Regions from separate parts of the Homo sapiens genome. Here region 2 is linked to region 1. Evidence: chromatin loops called from intact Hi-C (ENCODE). Cell type or tissue: heart right ventricle. All regions are shown on one strand.

What was found. Peaks named below come from ENCODE experiments on the same cell type or tissue, not always from the same donor. Only the 100,000 strongest peaks of a DNase experiment are listed, where the experiment ranks them.
Region 2: a loop joins it to region 1, with 4 times the contacts of the local background. A loop is called at or near these places in 11 of 110 quality-filtered maps.

Annotation. Positions count from the first base shown.
Region 1 is chr7:92,777,654-92,785,653 of GRCh38, forward strand. All of the region lies in intron 2 of CDK6 (cyclin dependent kinase 6), which reads right to left. Among named protein-coding and RNA genes, the nearest start is that of CDK6-AS1, 55 kb to the right of the region's middle. RefSeq lists a silencer at 5,108-5,308. In heart right ventricle, no CTCF peak of the experiment used is centred here; a DNase peak (open chromatin) is centred at 3,628; H3K27ac peaks cover 2,694 bases.
Region 2 is chr7:92,723,346-92,731,345 of GRCh38, forward strand. It overlaps CDK6 (cyclin dependent kinase 6), which reads right to left. Exons shown (of 8, transcript NM_001145306.2): 4 at 2,281-2,448. Among named protein-coding and RNA genes, the nearest start is that of CDK6-AS1, 110 kb to the right of the region's middle. RefSeq lists an enhancer at 534-1,090. In heart right ventricle, no CTCF peak of the experiment used is centred here; a DNase peak (open chromatin) is centred at 815; H3K27ac peaks cover 3,527 bases.

The DNA of each region.
Region 1 (8,000 bases):
GTCAGGTAGCATGATGCCTCCAGCTTTGTTCTTTTTGCTTAGGATTGTCTTGGCTATACAGACTCTTTTTTGGTTCCATATGAAATTTAAAGTAGTTTTTTCTAATTCTGTGAAGAAAGTCAATGGTAGCTGGATGGGGATAGCATTGAATATATAAATTACTTTAGGCAGTATGGCGATTTTCACAATATTGATTCTTTGTGTCCATGAGCATGGAATGTTTTTCCATTTGTTTATGTCCTCTCTTATTTCCTTGAGCACTGGTTTGTGGTTCTCCTTAAAGAGGTCCTTCACATCCCTTTTGGGTTGTATTCCTAGGACCTCTGTTAAACTTTTAATGCCTTGCTGGTTCACCATGTCATCCTTCTGCATTTCTGGGCTTTATGGACCCCACATTTGGACTTCTCTGTGAATCTATACTAAATTTTAAAGGAAACGAAAAAAAAAAACCAAAACCAAAAACAAAAAACACTTAACAAAAAAACCCCACCACTGTAATTAGGTTAAATCTGGCAGGTCAAAAAACAGAACACCAACAACTACACATGCTTCATAGCCAGATCCAAGCTTCTTTTTAATTATGGGCAGTTTGGGGTGAATTATACAACTCCATTAAAATTAACCAGAATCCATTGAAAATTTTTTCCTCACATTTATCTACTTCTAAACATTCTGGTTTTTAAGTTTTAATATCCATTCCTAAACTTAATATTTTCCCCTAATGTTACTTATTCTGGAAAATTATTCCAATAAAGTAAAAACTCTTAACAGATTTATTAAAGATAGTACCATAAATCATATTAAGTCTCACACTCTAAAAATATGATTGCTATCATGCATGGATTTAATATGTGGAAAATTTATCAAAACAGTTCTTTTGCCTTGATAATTCAAGATAACTACAACTATTCACAGGCTTTTTTAAGCCAGCTTATTGCTATTAAATCCACATACTTGGACAACTTCACTCTTTTCTTCCTATTGAAAAAGAAAATGGAGTTCCACAATCCCCAACTTTCTTTATATCTGTTGCTTGTATTTTTGTAATAAAATAAAAGAGCAGTGAACCAAAAATGGCATGTCCCTAAAGTCAAATACAAACACAGAGCTGTTTCATACTATGACCATTTCAGTTGTGTTTCTGAAACATTACTTTAAAAATATTTCCCATTATAATTAATATATTTAGTGAAAAAATTACATTGCTTACCACTACCTGGAATCAATAGTAATTTTAGTAACTCCAGTTCTTACTGCATTTATAGTTTATCATATATATATATATATATATATAAGATATTATAGTAATTTCCAAAAGAGAAAAAATTCTGACGGGGGCATAACTGGAGAATAAAGTGATCCTAAAATACTGCTGAAACAAAAAGTCATCTGCCCCCTGGACCGTTGTCTTAGAAGTTACCTAACAACCCTGGCAGTATGCCCTGTTGCTTCATCTCACTGAAACCGTTTTCAAGCACTCTTTGCATGACACAATTTAAAAATAACATCTAACCCACCCAAGTTGCTTTCCTCAGAGTTATACTGCTCTCTTCAAAATATTAAGACTCACTGATGCCACCTGCAGCAACTGGACTCCAGGCCTCAGTTTCAATGGATGCTCAAGATACGAAAGGTGAGCTCACTGAAGCCACTACTAATTGTCCTAAATGATAAACCTTGGAGAAAAAAGGACTCATTTCAATCGGTAGTTTTTAAAACATGGAATTTTAAAGAGATGTGTAATAGTCCATAGAGCAGAACATTTTCACATAAATTTTAATGTATATACTTGCATATTCTTAAAAAATGGTATTAGGTAGAAGTGACTCCTCCAGGTTCAAGGAAATAATCCTTTTTAATTTTTAAGGTGCCATTATTATTAACTTCATTCAGGAAATGGAGCATATTAGAGACTTCTCAGACATTCACAAAGGGCATCAAGGGACATCAGAGTCCTAAGGGTGCCTGTAGGATACTCTCTTTTTTGGCTCCAGTGCTGGCTAGCCATCCACATCCTACAGACCTAGTACTCCATGGAAGACATCTGGGGAAATATTGCTCTTCCCAAAACTATGAAATTTTGTCTGACTTAAATTATGTCTGATTAATGGTTAGTAAACATTGTACTAAAAATTAACAGTTATATTAGTCACAATGGGTAGGAAATGCATTTTGAATCAATGGTTGTAAACATTAATCTTAGAAATGCTAGACTATAATATTTATGATGCTTTTTTTTGTCTACAATGACTCCCTCTGGAATTGCCCCAAATCAAATAATAGTCACTTTGGTGGGCAATAAAGAGAAAACAGAAACTTTATTTTTATTCTTATTTTTCTTTTAAGATGGAGTCTCACTCTGTTGTCCAGGCTGGAGTGCAGTGGTGCAATCTTGGCTCACTGCAACCTCCTGGGTTCAAGTGATTCTCCTGCCTCAGCCTCCCGAGTAGCTGGGACTACAGGCATGCACCATCATGCCTGGCTAATTTTTGTATTTTTAGTAAGGATGGGTTTCACCATGTTGGCCAGGCTGGCCTCGAACTCCTGACCTCAAGTGATCCACCTGCCTTGGCCTCCCAAAGTGCTGGGATTACAGGCGTGAGCCACTGTGCCCGGCCAGAAACTTTAATATAACAAATGAGTTTCATATACAACAACTGAGCTAAGCATGAATTAAAATCCCTGGTATTTGGCTAGAGGTAAACAATCTGTAATGTATTTATATAAATCAATAAGGAATGGGGCTAGGCTACCTAGAACCCTTACACTTGCAAAACAAAAGAGCCAGACAGGTCTGAACACTTGAATGTAAAAACTGGAAAATAGGCTGGGCGCGGTGGCTCACACCTGTAATCCTAGCACTTTGGGAGCCCGAGGAGGGCGGCTCACGAGGTCAGGAGATCGAGACCAACCTGGCTAACACGGTGAAACCCCATCTCTATTAAAAATACAAAAAAATTAGCCGGGCGTGGTGGCAGGCGCCTGTAGTCCCAGCTACTTGGGAGGCTGAGGCAGGAGAATGGCGTGAACCTGAGAGGCAGAGCTTGCAGTGAGCCGAGACCGTGCCACTGCACTCCATCCAGCCTGGGCAATGAGCGAGACTCCATCTCAAAAAAAAAAAAAAAACAAAAAAACAAAAAACAACAACAACAACAAAAAAAACCAAAAAAACCCCAAAAAACTGGAAAATAGCTACAACTGCATGATTCCTTATATTGACCAATATTTTAAGACTTTCTAAAACCTTTTTTTAAAAATTTTTGCTAATCTGTAACCTGACAAAAATACCATTTCAAGAATTACATGACAGCAGTTCCATAAGAAAAATGTAATCACAATGTATTGAATATGAACAAAATATCTCAGATGACTTTTAAAGGAAAGGAAAATTACCATTAAATATTTATCCATTAGAGCTTAGCATAATGTGATCCAAGTGAATGTTCAAAAAGTCAAAGTGCAAACTGGTTATTGGCATTAACTAAGGCTATGCCTTCAGTTTAGCTGTGCAAAATGCAATCCAAAAAAGGCAGATAGGTCGTTATCATTTCACAATTAAGTTGGCCAAGCCCCTAACTCTCCCACAAAGTAAGTTCTCTTGCTGTCTCTATTGTCCTGACCCGCCAGCTGCAGGGCAGAGAACAAGGCTTGCAGTCCAGCACAGCACTCAGTTTTCCAGCTGTCCTAGTGATGTAATTATCTAATAACAAAATATCTCTCTGAATTAACTCTGCATCCTACCCATTGTAATTCTTAATGACTACTTCCTGTTCATGTTCTCAATTTAACTTGCTCTTCTGGAACTATTGCATAGGCAAGTTGCCTTCATCTAATGGATGGGATTACATCCAATAGGTTTGGGATTTCCAAAGATTACAATTTACAAAGGTCTCCCAAACAACATGCTTTGTAAACACAAGCCCTGCCTTTCTATTGTGGTTACAATAAAAGGGAAATCTGTCTTATTTGCTGTGATTAAACTTTGACCCATTCACAGGAAGTTCTATGAGGATTTTTTTCCGGTCACTTTTTTTTCCCCCATTCTCTTCAATGTTTGGACATCAAATAGTTCAAGAGCTGAGAGATGTCTGGCACAGCTACCTAAGGGCCACAACAAAATTCTGCTTGAACTAGAGCCAGTATTTGGAATCGAGAAGAATTTTTAAAAATATCTAATCTCCTCCTCTTAAGTGCATGAAGCATATTCTGTGACTATGTCTTGTATGCACCAAATTTATGTTCACACATCTCACTAGCCCTACACTACGGATATGGGCCACTGTATTCTCTTTTTTGCTCATTAAATATGGACTCTGTGTGCACTTATTCTCAACCAGCACCAAATGGTATAGCTCCAGGAGTATTTGCCACCAACAATAATGTGCATGCTGCTAGAAGCAAATTGCGATTTCAGCAGCACCCATAAACATTTACCAGCACCTACCATGTGCAGGCACTATACTCAGTTTTAGAGTTTCCAATAGATATGACAGATATTGTTTTTAAAAGCTTTACTATCTAGTTGTGGGAAAGAAGACTTACAAGTAAAAATGCAGGTAATGATGTATGGCTATGTATTAGTACCAAATAAATTCTATAAACACTATGTACAACTTTATATATCACATCAAGTAAATTTATTCTACATCCTATTAAGTAAACCACAGATGGTCTCTGCCTTTCCATCCATTTACCTCTCCTGGAAGCCACACCCTTATTTTCTGTTGAGGAACTACTCCTGTCCTAGAATCTGGCAATCTGGTTTTAACAGCAGGGGCCCACGGATGGCATGTGAACAACCCTGGATTGAGTGATGATGAATGATTCAGAGGTGGACAGGAGCATAATAATCAGTCTCAGAAATTTTGCTAGGACTTCTGGGAGAGTAAAACTCTACACTGGGATTATGAAACTGGCAAAGTCTCAGCCTGCAGCTACTGATGGCTGTCTTTGCCACCATTTTAGTGAACCTACTATGGGATGCAGAAGAGGGCCAGAACAAGGGACAGTGGGCAAGAGATTCCGGAAGACATTATTTCCACACCTGGGCCCAGTGTGTTTGATCTACCCCTGGATTTATTAATTATGTGAGTCACTAAAGTCAGTGTTTTGCTTATCCAGCTTGAGTTGGGTTTTTATTACTTGCAACAAAAAATTGTCCTAAGACATCTATAAATATTTTGAAATGATTAAATGACTTAAAAATGTCAATATCTGGCCTCAAATACGTCTTACAGAGTAGACACAATGAGTGAAGCTCAAGCACAAAAGAAGTAGCAGTGTCCTCAAAGTGACTGTCCCAGTTCTCTGACTTGGCTGGGAATCTATTCACCTTAAATGGCTCCTCCATTCGCATGTCCACTGGGCAAAAGTAGCCGACAGCAGAGAACCAGATCAATCCATCCTTCCCAAGGAGCCAGGCAGCTTCCTCTCAGACCCTACTTGAGGTTCCTGATCTGACCATAGAGACACTGGATGGAGGAAAGCACAGAAGGAAGAAGACAGATGGACAAGTTTATCACAAACAGGAATGTAAAACATAGAGTAGAAAAGAACTCAATGGTAAGAGGAAGCAAGGAGAAAAAAGAACTTAAAAATAATACAAAGATACAGGGTTCAATTAATTTAAAGGTTGAATCCAGTGTGCAAGGTGTGTTCTCCTGAAGCCTTCAATTAAACAACCCCTTTCCCACTAGCTGTTGCTGAAAAGTGGAAAAGGACAGGGATGTCAAACCAACTCTAAAGCACAGAAATCCTTTGTATTTAAACTGTTAAGTTTATGGCTGCTATTATCTGACAAGGGAAGGCAAAATCAACATTGCTTATTTACTAAATCATTTTATTCCTACAGCCTTTAAGAGAGTATTCATAAGAAAGTTTCATTGTTTATCTTCTTTCCAACTTTAGAGTTGCTATTAATCTAGTTTCAGCTTCTATCTATATAGACCTGGCACTGTGGCTCTAGGAGTTAATATCTTCTGAATCTGTTAACCAAAAAATGTTTTACATGTGGAATGGGAATCCCCTAAACTGGGCAAGTTTACAAGATGTGACTCTTGCACTATAGTAAATTTTGAAAATAGAGCAAACAGTAAAACTATGTATATGGAAACACATTCCTACCACACGATCAGCAACAGAACTGATGTACTACTAGCTGGGCCTGAAACAAGCTATTTAGGATGGCTTAATGGGTATATGGGATGCCTATGTACCCCTCTCCTCATTCCAGATCAATTCCTGAACTGGACATTAAATAATAGAATTCAGCTTCTTCCATAGTCCTACATACAGCAAGCACTACAGGCACTTCTACGTCATCAAACACAATTATTCAAACTGCTAATGCATTTTATCTGAATGAAAGGCAGAGAAAAGAGTAAGGCTGTAGCATCACTCTGTTATGCTAACTACATGCTATTATGGGAAAAAAAAAAGCTTTAGAGCTGCCACAAAGAAGGCATATCATAAAATGCGATTTGTTGTCTTGCAGGGAAGAGAATGGTAGCAGGGGCAAAATCCTACTTGGAATTAAGTGAACTCCAAGTCACTAACCATGTGGATCATTATCTCCCCAAAGACAAGAGAAAGATAACAGCTAAACAATAGCTGTTTTCTGTAGGCAGCTAAACAATAATCAGTTGATAATTTTGGTGAGTCCAGTTCCAATACAAAATAGATTTGGAAGTTCAAAGAGAACACAGCCAACTCTACAAAAAGAAGCGACCTGCCAATGGAGAAAATTAGGAACTATTAGGTCTAGATTAGTATAAAGAACAATTCACCAACCTCAGCTATAGATCAGGAACAGGGCACTGTTTACCTCTTGAGGTCTCCACCTAGACATGATGAACTTTTAGTCTTTCCTTAACAGTTACCTTCAATCAGCCACTCCAAAAACATAAATATGATGGACAAAATAAGGGCCTAACAAGAGTGAATGGACTGAGAGACCCCAAAACCTGTGGCTTTTGGTGAGAGGATGGGGTGAGGGGAACTCAAGTCGCAAGCCCTACTGGCAGGTCAGAGATGACAGAGTAGCAAACTAAAGATAGCCTTAAACTAGTGGTGCCTCTTTGCGTTTTGCTTATTCTTTTCTTTCAATTCTCAGTGGCACCCACAGCCATGTCTGATACATAGGTGTTCAATAAATATTTATTGAATAAATGAAATTTTTCTAAATTATAACTTAGGGAAAAGTCAAAGTAAAATAAAGTAAAAGTGAGGATACTTCAAGATGTCATTAGGAAAGCGTGGCATTCTGAGTAAGCCAGATTTTGTAACTGCTGTTAAACGAAGACTCAAACACTAAAATATTGCATTTACTAGTTAATTAAAAAATCTTAACAACTGTATGAGATGGTACTCATTTTAGAGACGAAGAAATAGACACAAATGTTCACTGAATGATGACGCAGTGAAGGTAAACAAATATTCACTGCGGCATCATTCGTGATAGCCCAAAACTGTAAATAACCCAAATGTCCATCAACTGATGAATGCATAAACAAGGTGTGGTATATCCATACAATGGAATACTATTTAGTAATAGAAAGAAATGAAGAACAAATACATGCTATGACATGGATAAACCTTAAAGGGATTATGCTAAGAGAAAGAAGCCAGTCACAAAAGACTATGTATTCCATTATTTCATTTATATGAAATATTCAGAGCAGGTAGATCTATAGAAATCGAAAGTGGATTTGTGGTTGCCTGGGACAATGAGCAGTGGGAGAGTGTGGAGGAATGGGGACTGATAATGTGTACTGGGTTTCTTCTTGGAGTGATGAAAATTTCCTAAATTTAGATCATGGTGATAGCTGTGCAACTCAGTAAGTATACTGACCTGAAGTCTTACACAGGTGCATTTTATGGTATGTAAATTACATCTCAATAAAGCTGTTTAAAAACAAAAAATGGACAGCAACAGTGGTAGAGAGGTTTAATACTTTGCCTAAAGTACAAAGACAGTAAGTAGTGGAGATGGGCTTTGAAAT
Region 2 (8,000 bases), 54 kb before region 1:
AACTTGTAATTCCTTTAACATTCCACAAATTAAGTTGATTCTCAGTTCCTGTATGACATAACCCACTAAAAAATGTGTATTTCCAGGAAGAGGAGTGTAGTCTTTTTCTCTTCAAGAGACACTAAAAATACATACCAGTTCAGTCTAAAAAACTATGATTCCAAGTTTTTATGTCACCATGTGTATATAAATCGACGCATTACTATATTAAATGGGTATTTCCTTTAAATAGAAAAATACAAAAGAGTGGGGAAATTTTAAAATGCAGTACCCTGTAGGAACATACCCTTTATTATTACCATTAAATTCCAACCGTCACTCTTTCCAATAAAGTCTGATTTTTGTTTTAGAATCCTTCTCAGCTGCTAACATGTTTTACTTATGTCACTATAGGAAATATAAAGCATGCAGTATAAACTAGATACTGAAAAATTGTGTATTTATGACTGCCTTTCTCCTTTTCCTCTATGAAATAATTTGTCTACATTTTCCTGTTTGAACATATCAACTTTCAGCAAGAATGGAATGTTAATTGATGTTACGCACAAGCTCAAATTTAATAAGCAAAAAAAAAAAAAAAAAATCAAACACAAACCAACTGGGTTTCCTGTTTTTATTTATGGTTATTAGTGCCCATTTGGGGGGATTAAAATAAAAGCGTCCATCTCAGTTACAGCTTATCCTTCCTTCAATTAACGTACCCAAGGAGACAAGTTCCTTCCATCTACTCCCCTGATGACTCTCTGGATCACAAAGCCTATTCAAGCTTCTCCCCAGGGCCCCAAAACAACATGCGCAACAACTTCCTAGGGAAACTCAAAGCCTACCTCACCCTTCCCACTGGGGAAATACACAGACTCAGCCCTTTCTGGTGTGATTACATAAGAATACAAGGGCTTGCTTGACCGTGCTCAAAGCTGAGGCCTATCTTTTAAACATCAACTCGTGCCATTTCTCCTCTAAAGCAATGGTGTATGCTGGGCAAAGAGGAAATGAGTAGGATTTATCTTCTAACAATGGCAACATTTTCCAAGGAATCCTCTGCATCAAAAGTTCTGATGCCCTAGGAAAAGTCTATAATGTTTGGAAAGTAACTGGTCTTACGTGTCTAGGTGGTAGCACCCCTATTTTGACTGGGGGCAGGGGGTGGGGAACACTTTTATAAATTGGATTTTTTCCTAAGGCAAGTTATCTGTCTCAGAGAATTTCTAACTCCTCTCTTGAATTTCTACTTATCAGCTGTAGTATTACTGAAATTTAGGGAAACAATTTTTTGCTGTGCAGAATGACCAAAGATGTTGCCAATCATTACTTAACAACAGGGCCATGCTGTCCCTGATGTGAGAACCACTTTGAGGCTAAAGATGGACAATACGGATTATTTTTTTTTATTTCTTTGAATATACAAAGATATTTTCTTTTTTAAAATTCTTTTTCTTAAGACTTAATTTGCTATATATTATTTATTTAATTTACTGTACGTAAGGCATGAATTTACTGTATGCAAAACAGGTCTTTCAAAGAGAAGGGTATTAATACCTATTTCCAGGCTGCTCTTTTTGTATTTGGGGTGCAGAATTTCACAAAAATCCATCTGAGAAATAATGAACTATATGGAGAAATAGAAGCTAACCAATGTCAATAGCTATTATGGTTTTGCAGCTGAATGGCAAAAAGAAACAGGGTATCATAACTGTTATTTTTTGCCAAAACAGGGCCGTTGGGTTCGCTCTTTCTATTCAGGGTTATATGAGCCTTCACCTGGCATGGCGGTGCTCTACGTTCATGCATCATCCAAGTTCACTGTGAATTTGATTTCTTCTTTACAGCTGGCACCATAGCTTCAGATGAGTGCATTAACAAACCTGTGTAGGCACTCTGTTTCTCAAAACCATGATGCTGCAGACAGGTCAACGTTGCTCGTGCTCTTTCTTCCCTGACCTTGAGCTGTGTGTTCCCTAGGCATTGTACATACAGCTCTGAAAACAGTGGTTATGGCAGAAAGCATTTGGAAACTTGTAACTGATTCCTGTCCAGTGGCTAAGATGCAACAGGCTATTTCTGCAATGGATCCTGTCCACAACAAGCCCAGGCTGGATGTGACTGTAGCTGTAAGCAGAATGCTTTCTGCCTACCCACTGCCATATAAAAATGGGCAAAGACATTCTATCCACCAACTAGTCATGGGCAGTACTAACATTAGAGACATGGAAGAGGGACAGACTGTCATTCAAAATAGGAAAAATAAGTTTAATAAAAGGACAGCACTCTCTCACTCACCACTGAGGTTAGAGCCATCTGGAAACTATAGATGCGGGCAAGGCCGAAGTCAGCGAGTTTTATTTGTCCGCTGCTGGTCACCAGAATGTTCTGTGGTTTTAGATCGCGATGCACTACTCGGTGTGAATGAAGAAAGTCCAGACCTCGGAGAAGCTGAAACATCATATCCTAATAAAATTAAAAAAAGAAAATCAGTAAACACTCAAAACGGAAGTTGAGCATTTGCTATGCTGGACGCCGAATCCTTAGCATTTTGTGGCTGCTTGGCATGCGGCAGGCATTTGACAGGTATTGGCTGAATGAGTGAATTGTCTCCCTTCCTGCCTTTCCACTCCCACACTTTCAAGAACACTGCAAAAAATTTCACTCTCAACCTGTATTTTATTAATGAAAGGACAATTTTAAAATAGTTTTTGATGGAATAGGAAACATTCTGGAAGGATATCTGCCAAACTGGTTTCAGTGGCTCATGCTGGGGAGAGGAAGGAGGAGGTCGTGAGGGGACACTTTTTGCTTCTCTATTGTTTAATGTGCCATTTCAACAATTAAAATCCAGTGAATAATAATATTGTTATTAATGGTGATTATTATTTTATAGCACCTAGTACTAAACACTCACTATATATCAAGCACTATTCTAAGCATTGTCCACTTAGTAAATAATTTAATCCACACCACAACATTTAGGTAAATAATATCATTACACCATTTTACAGGTCAAGAAACTGATACACAGATGTAGGCTACTAATTAGCCCAAAGTCATACTAGCAAGAGAGTGCTGATTAACTGTTTGTTTTTTTTTAAACAGGATCTTGCTCTGTTGCCCAGGCTGGAGTGCAGTGCTGTGATCACGGCTCCCTGCAGACTTGACTTCCTTGGCTCAAGAGATCCTCCTGCCTCAGCCTCCCAAGTAGCTGGGACCACAGGTGCATGCCACCATGCTAGGCTAATGTTTTTAGTTTTTGCAGAGATGCGATCTCACTATGTTGCCCAGGCTGGTCTCAAACTCTTGGGCTCAAGCTATTCTCCTGCCTCAGCCTCCCAAAGTGCTGGGATTACAGGTGTGAGCCACCATGCCCAGTCTTAATCAACTGTTTTAGAATATTAACAGAGTCTTGATTTAAACTAGGGTCTGGAAAACCTCGATTCAAATCTCCAATGTATTCCTTTATCAAATCAATGAACAAATGAATACGTAAAATAAGGCAAGCCATTTAACCTCTCTAAGGCTTAGTTTCCCTGTCTGTAAAATGGGACAGTAACAAAGCCCACTTTATCATAGGATCATTGTAAAGCACTTAGCACCATAGTTAATATTCAGTAAATGGCAGCGCTTATTACTGTTATTATTAACCAGTATGGAGGAGCGGATCATTCAGGATATAAACCAATATCAGATCTTTTTCTAATTTTAGGACCAATACAAATATACACAAGATTTAATACTCAGGGACAGTGTCTGAAGGTAGGAACTAAGACATTGGCCATGATGTCATAATCCTCTGAAATGTGTGGAAATTAAGAGTGACCTACTCCCCTGACCCAAATATTATAAGAATGGTGTATACAAGGGAGGATGGAGCTGTTTTGTTAATACAAGGGTTAGAAAAATGACTGGGTACCACCATGGATTTCAGAGCTGGAAGGGGCTGTGAGGATACACTTATCATTGGCCGGACCACTGAATCCTCTCATCGAGAACAGTATATTTGGTTACTGGTTTATGGTTTTGGTTCTTCCTTTAGAGTTCGGAGTTCTGTCTTTATATTTTAGCTTGTTCAAAACCAAAGCCTTAGTTTTTCCTTTTATAAAGTGGAGAAAGTAGCGATTACTTTTCCTACTATTAAGGGGGCTAAATGAAGTAATGTATGCCAAGTGCTTGTACAGTTTCTGGCATATGGTAAGCACTTGACAAACAGTAATTATTAGGATGATTATTGCCAAGATAAGTGTCCTGATTTCTGGGGGAGACTGATTCACAAACAACTAAAAGAAAACATGACCACTGCTACAAGGTCGGTGTGAACAAAGCACTTAGAGGGGGTATGCAGTGATCTAGAATCATTTCTGAGATCCCCCTGAGTGAATATTCTGAACTGGCAGGGGTGACCTTCTAAGCTTCCCAAAACCCTGGAGAAGACTGCATTGGGGAGGAAAAGCCCTTCAAGACTTGAGAAGCACTGCAGGTCCAATAAGTTGTAATGAATAAACAGGAGTGTGAAAATGTAGCACAAAATGTTCAAGGAACATTTTGGCAAATAAGTCTTTATTGGAAACACATGCACACAACTTGTAAGCACTGAATTTTAAAAAGCATGACTAACCTAAAGTAATGTCCTGTTGGCTCATCATCTTTAGCCTCTATACAGTTAAGTGTCACTCATTTAAAACAGTATAAAGAATAAATCTGTTTGGTTCATGCTGCAGTGTTCAAACAACTTTAGCAGCCAATTAGCAGTATACAAATTTAAAAACATGCACATCGTTTTTATTTGTGTTATAACACACACTATGTTTTTCTTAATTATAAAATTGCTAAGATGTATAGATGCATGCTTAATGCAGAAACTAATAAAATGTTTTAAGAATCCAGAGAAGAAGAAAAATCACTAAAAAATTCCACTACTTGGAGAACAGAGAAAACTTCACTGTTAATATAACTTTTTTTGTGTCTTTTTAGTCTGTCTTTTAAAAATTACGTATTTTATTATATTTGGATGTATAAGTATATTTAAGTAAAAGTGGTTATTATTCTGTACACATTATTTTGTAGCTCTTTTAAAAACATGTAACAATTCATTATCAACATTTTGCCACTAATAAAATTCTGCAATATGACTTTTTTTATACAATGAGATTTTTAATGGCTGCATGGTTTTTCACCCTGGGACATGCCATAATTATTATTATTCAGTTTTAGTTGTGTTACTTTGGCACTTATACTACAGGTCTAGTTCTTGTTTGTTTAAAGGTAGAGTAGATTAAAAGGGCTTGTTAATATCATACCAAAGCATGGGTTAGGCAGTATGAATCCACATGACTGCACTAACGTTGATTCCATGTGTATGATGCCTATAGATGTAAGTTGGTTCTACATAAGAATGACCATTCTTTAGATTTTATTAGGCTACTTAAATTTTTTTTTTGTTTAGCAAATGGCTTTTCTTTTAAATCTCCAATATCTAGACACAATTGGAATTCTGAACCAATGAACACTGAGTTAACGACTTAAAAAACAAAATCTTGCCCAACATCTCATGACCTTCAGTAATTCAACCACGAGTTAGGTTGTTGGGCATTGTGAACCTGTAATAAGCATGACTGGGGAACCCCTCTCAGTCTTTAGCCAACCTTTATTGCAATACCTAATTTCAAAGGTGAAGTACATTCAGCTACGTCAGGAACTCTGGTCCCAAATAATCATAAGATATAGTCCCAATTCCAGAGGATTATATAAATAAATAAATTACAACATTAAATGAGGTAAGAAAAAAACACCTTTCCTACAGAATCACAAGAAGTGTTTTCATCAAAGACATTTCAAAGGACTCTCTACGTAAGCTTATGATCTGTTCTATCTCAGTTTATAGTATCGTGAGGCATACTCTTAAATTAGCTCAAGATTTTAATCTAAATTATTCTGTACCATATATGACTCAAATATTTCACAGTAACCCTAGTGATGCAATGCAATGAAACTACAGATACCACCAATTAAGGCTCTTTCAGTTAAACGCAGGTTTAAAAGTTTCCCTTTTTATGTTATACGGCACAGTCTGGTATAAAAAGTTTGAACATTTAGTCATACTTATGATAAACAGTCACTTGGGACCCTCACTCTATCTTTTTAAAACATGCGACTCGCAAGCATGTTTCAACAGGACACCATTGTGGAATGAAGTCTGGCTCCGAGAGATCTTAGGTGGGGCTTTATCTTGGCAATGCCCCTAAAAAGACTCTGGACCTTTCTGAATACAAGAAATCCTTGAAGTCTTGTAATTGTTTCTCTTAGGTGTTCCAGAGCTCTAATCCTCTTATTTAAAATCAAGACAAACAAGCAAACTAAAAAACGACTTCAGGCTTTTCTAATGGGAAAAGGTTGATCATGGGGCCTTCTTTTCTTTTTCTTTTCTTTTTAGAGGCAGGGTCTTGCTCTGCCACCCAGGCTGGAGTGCAGTGGTGCCATCATATCATAGCTCACTGCAACCTCTAATTCCTAGGTTCAAACAATACTCCTGAGTAGCTGGGACTACAGGTGTGTGTTACCATGCCTGGCTACTTTTTAAACTTTTTGTAGAGACAGGGTCTTGCTATGTTGCCCAGGCTGGTCTTGAATTCCTGGCCTCGAGCCATGAATCCTTCCGCCTTGGCCTCCCAAAGTGCTGCAATTACAGGTGTGAGCCACTGCACCTGGCCTGGGCCTTATTTTCTCATTACAAGAAAGTATGATTATTTCCAAAAGACACTAAAAACACCCAAGTCATATCATAAGTCACAGAATGACAACTTTAAATAGACAATTCTGGATATAGGGATATATCTTGTGATATATTCACATCCTCAAAGTTTTAGCACCAAAAATGTATAATCCTCAGTTTATTTAAAAATTAAAAACAGGACATATCCAACTTGTAGGCAAAGATAATCTATTTTTCTCCTTATACTCTGTAAACCTCAGTCTTTTCAAATTTGTTATTCAAGTTTTCACAGAACTCTCTCCATAGTGGTTTGTCTGTTTCCTATGAAGTGTGTTAGAGGAGGCCACAGACTAAAATGTATCACATATAACAAAGGTTTTTTAACACTAAACCAATAAGAACATGTTGAATTAAGGTGAGGGTTACGATTATAGCAACAGAGGGAAAGGTCACCTGAGCCTGCATATAACTTCTCTCGCATGTCTCCCCATGTACCCCTCCCCTCAGTCCTTGACAGCCACCATTCTATTTTCTGTTTCTATGAATCTGACAACTCTACATACCTCATACATGTGGAATCACACTGGATTTGTCTTTTTGTGAGTGGCTCGCCTCAGTTAACATAGTTCCTTTAAGGTTCATTCATGTTGTGGTGTGTATCATAATTTCCTTCCTCTTTAAGGTTAAATAATATTCCATTGTATGTATATATGACATTTTGTTTATCTGGTGATCCATAGATGGGCACCTCAGTAGTTTCCACTTTTTGGCTGCTGTGAATATTGCTGCTATGAACACAGGTGTAGAATGATCTCTTTGTGACTCTGCTTTCAATTTTTTTGGATATATACTCAGAAGTGGAATTGCTGGATCTATTCCCAGAATGTTTTAAAACCATGGTTCTCCCATAAAATGTGGTATATTGTTGCTACCTAAGCAATGAAATAGTGACTAACAGCATCGTGTTAAGGTCCTAAAGCGTTAGCCAAGTGGCTTGATTCACTCCTTGGAGATTCCACCCACTTTTGTCTGCATTCTGGGAGAATCTACACTGCAGGTCCCCACATCAAGCTTGCTGTATGTATACAGCTTCTACTCTATTTCAAAACCTGACAGGGTTCCCGTGTGCTTTCATTGATCAATTTGCAATGAGCAATGAACAATGAGCTTCAAAGGCTGTTTATAAACAGGTCTCCCCTACTTCTCACTGTGGTCCTCAGGAGGACCCAAAGAATGCTTCATCCAAAATCACAAAGAACAAGACAAACAAATTCTGAGAAACCAAGAGGAGGGTTCAAGA